2 separate regions of the Homo sapiens genome follow, and region 1 is linked to region 2. A link is an interaction called in ENCODE POLR2A ChIA-PET data of the cell type or tissue named here. Cell type or tissue: PC-3. All regions are shown on one strand. Links, peaks and the distances in the headings refer to the core of each region. The heading gives the core; the rest is flanking DNA.

The links. Peaks named below come from ENCODE experiments on the same cell type or tissue, not always from the same donor. Only the 100,000 strongest peaks of a DNase experiment are listed, where the experiment ranks them.
Region 1: POLR2A ChIA-PET joins it to region 2 with 7 read pairs; 2 of 35 experiments call an interaction of 5 or more read pairs at or near these places.

What each region holds. Positions count from the first base shown.
Region 1 is chr10:63,098,935-63,103,337 of GRCh38, forward strand. No RefSeq gene overlaps it. Among named protein-coding and RNA genes, the nearest start is that of NRBF2, 32 kb to the right of the region's middle. RefSeq lists a silencer at 2,341-2,541. In PC-3, for the core only: no CTCF peak of the experiment used is centred there; DNase peaks (open chromatin) are centred at 987 and 2,377; H3K27ac peaks cover 418 bases.
Region 2 is chr10:62,584,421-62,588,763 of GRCh38, forward strand. No RefSeq gene overlaps it. Among named protein-coding and RNA genes, the nearest start is that of ZNF365, 210 kb to the left of the region's middle. In PC-3, for the core only: no CTCF peak of the experiment used is centred there; no DNase peak of the experiment used is centred there.

The sequences.
Region 1 (4,403 bases), core at 260-4,259, 510 kb after region 2:
CAAATGATCCACCCGCCTCAGCCTCCCAAAGTGCTGGGATTACAGGTGTGAGCCACCGAGCCGACTCCAGCTCCTTATATTCACCTTTCCTAGAAGTTGCATAATAGTACAACAGATCATGAATACTGTTCAATGGAAGCTTGCAATTGCCGAATAAAGTCACAAATAAATAGATTTCAATTAACCAAAGTTAAAAATGGCTCATGAGTGCTTCTATTAATAATGTAGAATAAGCCGGGTGTGGTGGCTCACGCCTGTTATCCCAGCATTTTGGAAGGCCAAGGCAGGCAGATCACTTGAGGTCAGGAATTCAACACCAGCCTGGCCAACATGGTGAAACCCTGTCTCTACTAAAAATACAAAAATTAGTTGGGCATGGTGGAGGGCACCTGTAATTCCAGCTACTCAGGAGGCTGAGGCAGGAGAATTGCTTGAACCCGAGAGGTGGAGGTTGCAGTGAGCTGAGATTGTACCACTGCACTCCAGCCTGAGTGACAGAGGGAGACCCTGTCTCAAAGAAAGTAACAGTAACTATTTCATTTTGTACATATTGTTAACCTTTCATAAGTTTTTAGATGTTACATTTGTTCTTTTATATTGACTTTTTTCCAAGTCACAATGCAAAAATAGAATAGAATCCAGAAATTAGTTCAATGATCCCTATGAAAGTACCTTTGTGTGAAGAACACTATATTTTTACTATGACCTCTGAAGCAACTTTTATTTTAAAATTTAATAACTACAGCTACTCTTTGTAGCATTATGTTTTATTTTTCAAGAAATTAGTCTAGTGCATTTTTATTTGATTTACATGTATTCTAAGTAAACATGGCCTCCTAATTTTTCTGTGGAATGTACTTGACTTTTGAAACTTCTTAATTTATTTATCCATCCCCAAAACCCATCTGTTGTAATGTCTGCCCTGTTGAAAACAGTTTACTAACAAAATGATAAATGCAACCTTCAGTCTTAGAATAGGCTAAGCAGGTTATACCAGTTTGACCATTTTTAAACATTCTAAACAGATATGTCTTTGAGAAACATGTTTTTTCATGAGCTGCTCTGTTTGCTCCTCTGTAAATATTAATAGATCAAAAATTTGAAAAAGCAAACTTTTCTATTATTCAGTGCTGAATAAAATTATTGCTCATCATAATGGACCACAATGAAAGATCATGGCAATTATCAAAATCAGTGAATTCTCAGATGAGAACACATTAAAAAAAAAAAAATCAATGAATTCACCAAACTGAAGCGCCTGCTGACCTTCTTGTGTGTTCTGTTGACTACACAAAATTTGTTTTTTCTTTATTATTACTTTCATCTTCCTTATTCCATTTTCTATTTCCTGTTTGGGTATCTTGATTATCATAGTCATTCTTATTTTCTCTTTTGGCTATCAAGAATATTTTTCTAATCCCAGTCAGGTATGGCGGCACCCCTCTGTAGTCCTAGCTACTCAAGAGGCTAGGCAGGAGGATCCCTTAAGCCCAGGAGTTTGAGGCTGCAGTGAGCTATGATTTCACCACTGCACCCAAGCCTGGGTGATGGAGTGAGACCCTGTCAAAAAAAAATTTTTTTTTCTAATCTTGATTGCAACTAACAGAGCTTTTAGTTTCTGTTGTAATAGTATTACAGCAACTTTAAAGTATTTTAAAGCTTCTGTCTTCTTTCTTGATTTCCACAAAGATGCCTTCTCCTCATCATAGTTGAACAGTGAAATGATCATCAGTACAAAAAAAAACTAAAACTAAGACATATACAAAAGTAATTCAAATGTGTTTCAAATTGCTACTACATTGCATAGAACAATTGTGCAGTCAAATTCCTTATATATTGCATACATCGACTTACTGATGAAGAAGTGCAGGAGTTCTGTGTCTGGATTCTTCAGACCACTTCACTTTCTGATGCCAGTTTTTGTGCTATTTCATCTAGAACCAGGAGATTTTGAAGAACAAGATGTGACAAATATACTAAAATGCAATCCAGCCAGGCACGGCAGCTCATACCTGCAATCCCAACACTGGGAGGCCAAGGCCGGAGGATGCTTGAGTCCAGGAGTTCAAAACCAACCTAGGCAACATAGTGAGAATTCACCTTTATTAATGTTAGATATGAGTTCTAAGTTTCTTTTCAAAGAATCAATATGTCAGTAGGTCCAATTCTTTGCCTTCTACTTTTAAACTTAACTTCCTCATAAAGCAACTTTTTCGATTACCTGCTCCACCCTGACTCATTTCAATCACCTGCTCCACCCTGACTCATTCCGATTACCTTATCCACCCCGACTCATTCCGATTACCTGCTACCTGCTCCGCCCTGACTCATTCTCCACCCTGCATAACCATTTTTCCTGCCAAACCACTCACCCAGTCACTTTCTTTAAATTAGCCAATCGGAATTAGTTTAGCCTGTGTGATCTTAACCCTAGCCAATAGCGGAACGACACAGCAGCAGGGGCCACGTGTGTCAGAGATAAGGATCCCCTTCCCCTCCCTTGTCCAAGTGTGCACTCACCACTGCTCCATCTGTAAGGGCGCACCCTTCTATAGAAGTAACTTGCCTTGCTGAAAATTAAAAAGAAAATTTTTTTTCGAGTGCTATTTCTTTTGTGCACCGAAATTTTATTTACAACATTAAGGAAAAAAGTAATAATAAATAAAAAATAAATTTTAAAAAATGCAACCCCATGTGTTGGAATGTATAAAACCCATGACTTCAGGCTGGGTGTGGTGGCTCATGCCTGTAATCCCAGGATTATGGGAGGCCAAGGCAGGGGGATCAGTTGAGCCCAGGAGTTTGAGACCAGCCTGGCCAACATAACAAAATCCCATCTCTACAAAAAATACAAAAAATTAGCCAGGAGTGGTGGTGCTCACCTGTAATCCCAGCTACTCGGGAGGCTGAGACAGGAGAATCACTTGAACCCAAAAAGGCAGACATTTCAGTGAGTTGAGATTGTGCCTCTGCACTCCAGCCTTGGTGACAGAGTGAAACTCCATCTCAAACAAACAAATAAATAAATAAAACCCATGACTTCATACATGTGTATACTCATTGTAGTACTCTTCAGGTTTCTGCCCTAGAAACAGGAATTCTGACAAATTTTATTTTGCCTCATGTCCATTTTTTAAAAACAGTACTTTTTTAGATATATATGCTGCACGATCAAGTATATTCCTAGCCGGGCGTGGTGGCTCATGCCTGTAATTCCAGCACTTTGGGAGGCTGAGGCAGGTGGATCACCTGAGGTCAGGAGCTCGAGACCAGCCCATCTCTACAAAAAATAGAAAATATCAGCTGGGCGTGGTGGCACATGCCTGTAATCCCAGCTACTTGGGAGGCTGAGGTAGGAGAATTGCTTGAAACTGGGAGGCAGAGGTTGCAGTGAGCCAAGATTGCACCATTGCACTTCAGCCTGGGCGATAAGAGTGAAACTCCATCTCAAAAAAAAAAAAAAAAGTATATTCCTAACAGAAGAGGATTTCTAATTTAATATGCTGTCAGTGAGAATCTAATTCCTCTGCTTACAAGTTTATATGCTTCAAATTAGAAGAAATTTTTACAGATTAGCTTCTGGTTCTACGTGTTTCAAACACTGTTTTTCCCCAATTTTTTTTTGCTTTGAAACAGTCTTGCTCTGTCACCCAGGCTGGTGTTCAGTGGCGTGACTCAGCTCACTGCAACCTCTGCCTCTTGGTTTTAAGCGATTATCATGCCTCAGCCTCCTGAGTAACTGGGACTACAGACATGTGCCACCATGACCAGCTAATTTTTTGTATTTTTTGTAGAGACAGGGTTTCGCCATGTTGGCCAGGCTGGTCTCAAACTCCTGGGCTCAAGTGATCTACCCGTCTCAGCCTCCCAAAGTGCTAGGATTACAGTCGTGAGCCACCTTGCTGGGCCCCCAATTTTATGTACTTACAGAGCAGAATGCCATAGAAATTGTTGATGTTATCATATGACATCAAGCCTTGCACCTTCATGTCACAACCCTGGGTGAGATGGTGCAGAGGTAGAAAGAATATTCCTGGAACTCCTTCTATATGGTATGACCACACTGGTATGACCAAATCCAAACTAAATGTTTGTAACTCAACTTTCCTGAGCTGGATCCCAAAATGCAGAAAGAATGTGATCAAGAAGAGGTCAGAGTGAAAAGAGACAGTGGTCTTGACTGACTGTGGTAAAAATAGTTTGCAAATTATACAGAATTACATGACCTTGTGAACTCATGGCTAGAATTCCTTGTAGGTCCTTGGAAGGAGCAGGTGGCAGTGAAAAGCCCTGTGTCCTATGCTTCATTCTCTTCACAGAAAATTATTCTCCACAAGGCAATAAAGTGTTTTAAGAGGAAGATAGGGTTTGCCGCATCAAATGCTGCCAAGAAGTATAATAGG
Region 2 (4,343 bases), core at 344-4,343:
AGACCACAGACCACAGACCACAGAGGGCTATGAAAGCACTCTGGGGCCTGCCCAGTGCTCAGAACCCATGGAATGCAAACTTTCCATGGCCTTCAAACCAAGTATGTGGGGAAAACCCTGTTCTTTCACCCAGGTCACAGCCTTAGAGAATCTAAAACTTTTTTTCCCTGCACAGTCTGGTGCTTCTCTCTCTATATATAATTTCCCATGTGGGAACACACACTGCTTTGCCAAATAAATAGTCCCTTCCTATTCAGACTGGAATTTGTTTTCGAAAATATGTTTGTCTCCCAGCAAAGAAAACAAATAGACCATCCTAAGACTGGCATCCTTCAAATTAGGAACCAAAGCAAGTGGTTGTAAAGCAAAGTATTTGTCATTGATAATTCGCACTGACAGCAAAGTTTGTTTTTTTAAAGCTTAAGTCTTGAAACTCTTTTCAAGTGGTATTAAACATTTAGTCTGGACACAGACTTCCCCAAGACACAGGGGTTAATTTTCTGAATCATCACCTGACTCGGGAACTAGCCAGTGCACCATCAGTAGCCATTAGGCATTGACTTCATCATGACCAATCTATCTTGGAGCTGGACAGAAGCTCAGTTAACAAGACTTCCTTTTTTTAAATGCAATTTAGCAATTACCTTTCTTCTTTCACTTGAACTTTCTCTTTGAATCTTATTCCAATCCCAGCATATTGAAGTTATTCTTCTAAACTAACAAACGCAAACACAAATGAACCTAATAGCAAATCCCTTCCAAAGATGTTAGGAAACCAAGATTTTCTCCAACTCATGACTCCAGAAAGAGAGGAAGAGCGAATACAGCAAGCTGGAGAAATCACCCTCATGGAAGCCAGGAGATAGGGGGTCGATGCTACACAGACGAAAATAGTGCATAAGTGGCATTGGCTGGAAGAGAGAAAAGCCCACTAGGAGATAAGGCAATGAAGTTCAGAGAGGTGGGTCACAATCAGAGGGACAGAACCTAATGAATAGTCTTATCTTCCTGGAGATGAAACAGCTGTAGCCTTTGGGAAGGGAATGACATAGGAAAATGAGTGTCTGAGAAAACTTATTCCCAGAGAAGTGGGGAAGTTCAGGCTATGACTTCAAGAATTGGAGAGATTTCGAAGCCAGTATAACTGGGGATTAACCAAGGGCTCAAATCCAGTACTTGACAGCAAGCCAGACTGCGAAAGGCTCCTAACATTATCTAAAGGTCTCACAGCATTTTAGAACTAGAATGACCATACTGGAAAAAACTGTTCCACGGTATCAGTCAGCATTTGGGATTGCTTTATCCAATGTAAGTGATGGGACATTCACATCAGAGAAGCATATGTCTTCTCCCTGCCTCCCCCCAAAACTCTTCTTCTCTATCTTCCTGATGTCATATCCTGGCATCCTAACAGGGGTGGGGGGATTATATAACTGTCTGAAGTAGTGCAGAACATGAAACAATAAATAAGCTATGTAAATTGTAAAACATGAGTCATGATTCTCTTTGTTCTCTATCTTTATAAATGTATTTTTTTAATTACATATTTTTTCCTCATCATAGATGTCTAAAACCAAACCAAACCAAACAAACAAACAAAAAAATCTAAGTGCCCTCTCATGGAGAAACCTATTTTATTACATCAGATTATGCCTAGGCAACTGCTATTGAAATTACAGTGAACATTTTTTGAGAGTCCATTGTGTGTCAGGCACTCAAAACTACCTACTTCTATCCTTATTTTAGAGATGAGAAAACCAAAAATAGAGAGGTTAAGTGATTTATCCATCATTGCCCAGTTAGTAATTGTCAGAGCCAAGATTTGAATTTTCGGCTACTTGTATCCAAAGTCCATTCTTTTACCCATTACACTGTACCTTCTCTTGAGTCTTCCCTGAGAAGAGAACTCTCAAGGGACTCAGCTAAAGCAAGCCTGAAGTTGGCCACCCACCCTACTACCTGCCACTCTCCTGGCTGACACTCCTGTGTTACAAATGGAAACTTTCTACAAGTCTCTAGGTGTTACTAGGCTCTTTCTCTCCTCTGCTCACATCCTAGTCTTTAAAGAAAAAATCTTAAAGCTCCTAGGCCCAACCTACAACCCACTCTTGATAAGTAAAGAAAGATTAAAATATAAAATAGCAGCAGGGCCTAGGGAAGCCTGAAAAACTATTTGTACTCGTAATAACTCTGTAAAAGATCTATGTCCATGCCATTTTGAGGCACAAAGAATGAAACCAAAACTTTGATAGATATATAGATGACGAAATGGGCTGAGGTTAATCCCGAAATTAGGCATTTAAAAATCTTATGGGAGAAGTATTCTTCTGAGCCACTAGTCCTCAATCATGTATTTTAAGTACTTTCTTCCCTCCAAAGATTAGAGTTAATTTCTGGGGATAAATATATTGTTTAAATCAGACCTGTGCTATGTGATAGAGGTACAGTGACAAAAACAACATGCCCTTTACGAGCTTACAGATTGATTAAAGAAGAGAATGCAAGAATATAAAAGGTCGGCTCTAAGGTTTGCTTGAAAATAAATATTTTTATCAAATCATAAAATGATATGATCATTTCAATAGGTATAGGGAAAATATTCAATAAAAATTTATATCCATTTATATAAGAAACAAAATAAGAAATAACTCTTGAGAAACAGGAATGAAAAGAAACTTGCCTTATTTATAAGAAACAGCTACCAAATCCATCAAAAATCATATTTAATTCTGAAATTTTATAGACATTCTTATTTAGCTTAGCAATAAGAAAAGAATGCCTCCTACCACAGCTGCTCTTCAACATTGACTTAGCAGTCTTAACCAACACAAGAAAGTAAAAAAAGAAGTTGTAAAAGCAATGATAAGATTTGAAAGAAAGAGATTAACTGTCATTATTTATAGCCTATTTGATAATTTACATTAAAAAGTTGAATCAATGGACAAACTTTTGTAAATAATAAAAGAGTTCAGCAAGGTAATGGAATACAAAACCAAAACGAAAATTTAATAATAGTATTCAGCAGTTGTAAAGCAAGCACTTCATGCATTTCAAAGCACTCACGGATGTTTTCTCATTTACAAAAGCTCACAAAAATCCTGTGAGTTTAATACACCATCATCATTATCAGCAGCAGCAGTGCATTGACTTCATTTGACAAACGTGTATGCAAATCAGAGAAATTTCGTTTTTCTCTTTTTAAAAGCAGGGGTATCAATTAACACGTGGTGATATTCAAATGTTTTGTATTACCATTCTGAGTTTTGACAAACATATAATCATATAAGAGCCACCACAATCAAGATATGGAACAGATCCATCATGTCTAAATTAAGATCTTCTGATGCCTTTTTGTAGTCAGCTCCTGACCCGCTCCCCAAGCCCCTGATAACTACTAATAGATTCAATCCTACAGTTCTTTCTTTCCTTTAAAAAACAAAAAACTTTAGCCTGCATATAAATGAAATCAAACTGCATGTAGCCTTTTGTATTTGAATTTTTTGTTAGCATGATGCATTTGAGAATGATCTGTGTTATAGCATGTAACAGTGGCTAGTTTCTTTTTATTGCTAAAATTTATTTATTTGTTTGTTTGTTTATATCCATTGTGTGATGCCCTGAAGTATGTCTAACCATTCACCAGCTGAAGAACGTTGCACTGTTTCTAAATTTTGCTGATTATGAACAAAGCTACATAAACATTTGTATACATGTTTTTGTAGGAATACATATTTTCATTTCTGTTGAGTAAATGCCCAGGAGGGATTGCAGGGTCAAATAGTAAGTGTGTTCTTATCATTATAAAAAACAGCCAGTGTTTTCCAAAGTGATTGTACCATTCTCTGTTCCCACCAGGAATGTACGAAAGTTCAAGTTGCTTTGCATCTTTGCCAACACTTGGTATTGTCAGATTTTTTAACTTTAGCATCCAAATAGTTGCATATCTCATTGTGGTTTTAATTTTCACTTCCCTGATGACTAATGGTATTAAGCACATTTTCATGTGCATATTTGCCATATGTATAACTTGTTTGATGAAGAAAGAAGAGATGGTGGGAAAAATACCTGTTCAACTTTTTTTTTTTTTTGAGACGGAGTCTCGCTCTGTCGCCCAGGCTGGAGTGCAGTGGCGGGATCTCGGCTCACTGCAAGCTCCGCCTCCCGGGTTCACGCCATTCTCCTGCCTCAGCCTCCCAAGTAGCTGGGACTACAGGCGCCCGCCACTACGCCCGGCTAATTTTTTGTATTTTTAGTAGAGACGGGGTTTCACCATTTTAGCCGGGATGGTCTCGATCTCCTGACCTCGTGATCTGCCCGCCTCGGCCTCCCAAAGTGCTGGGATT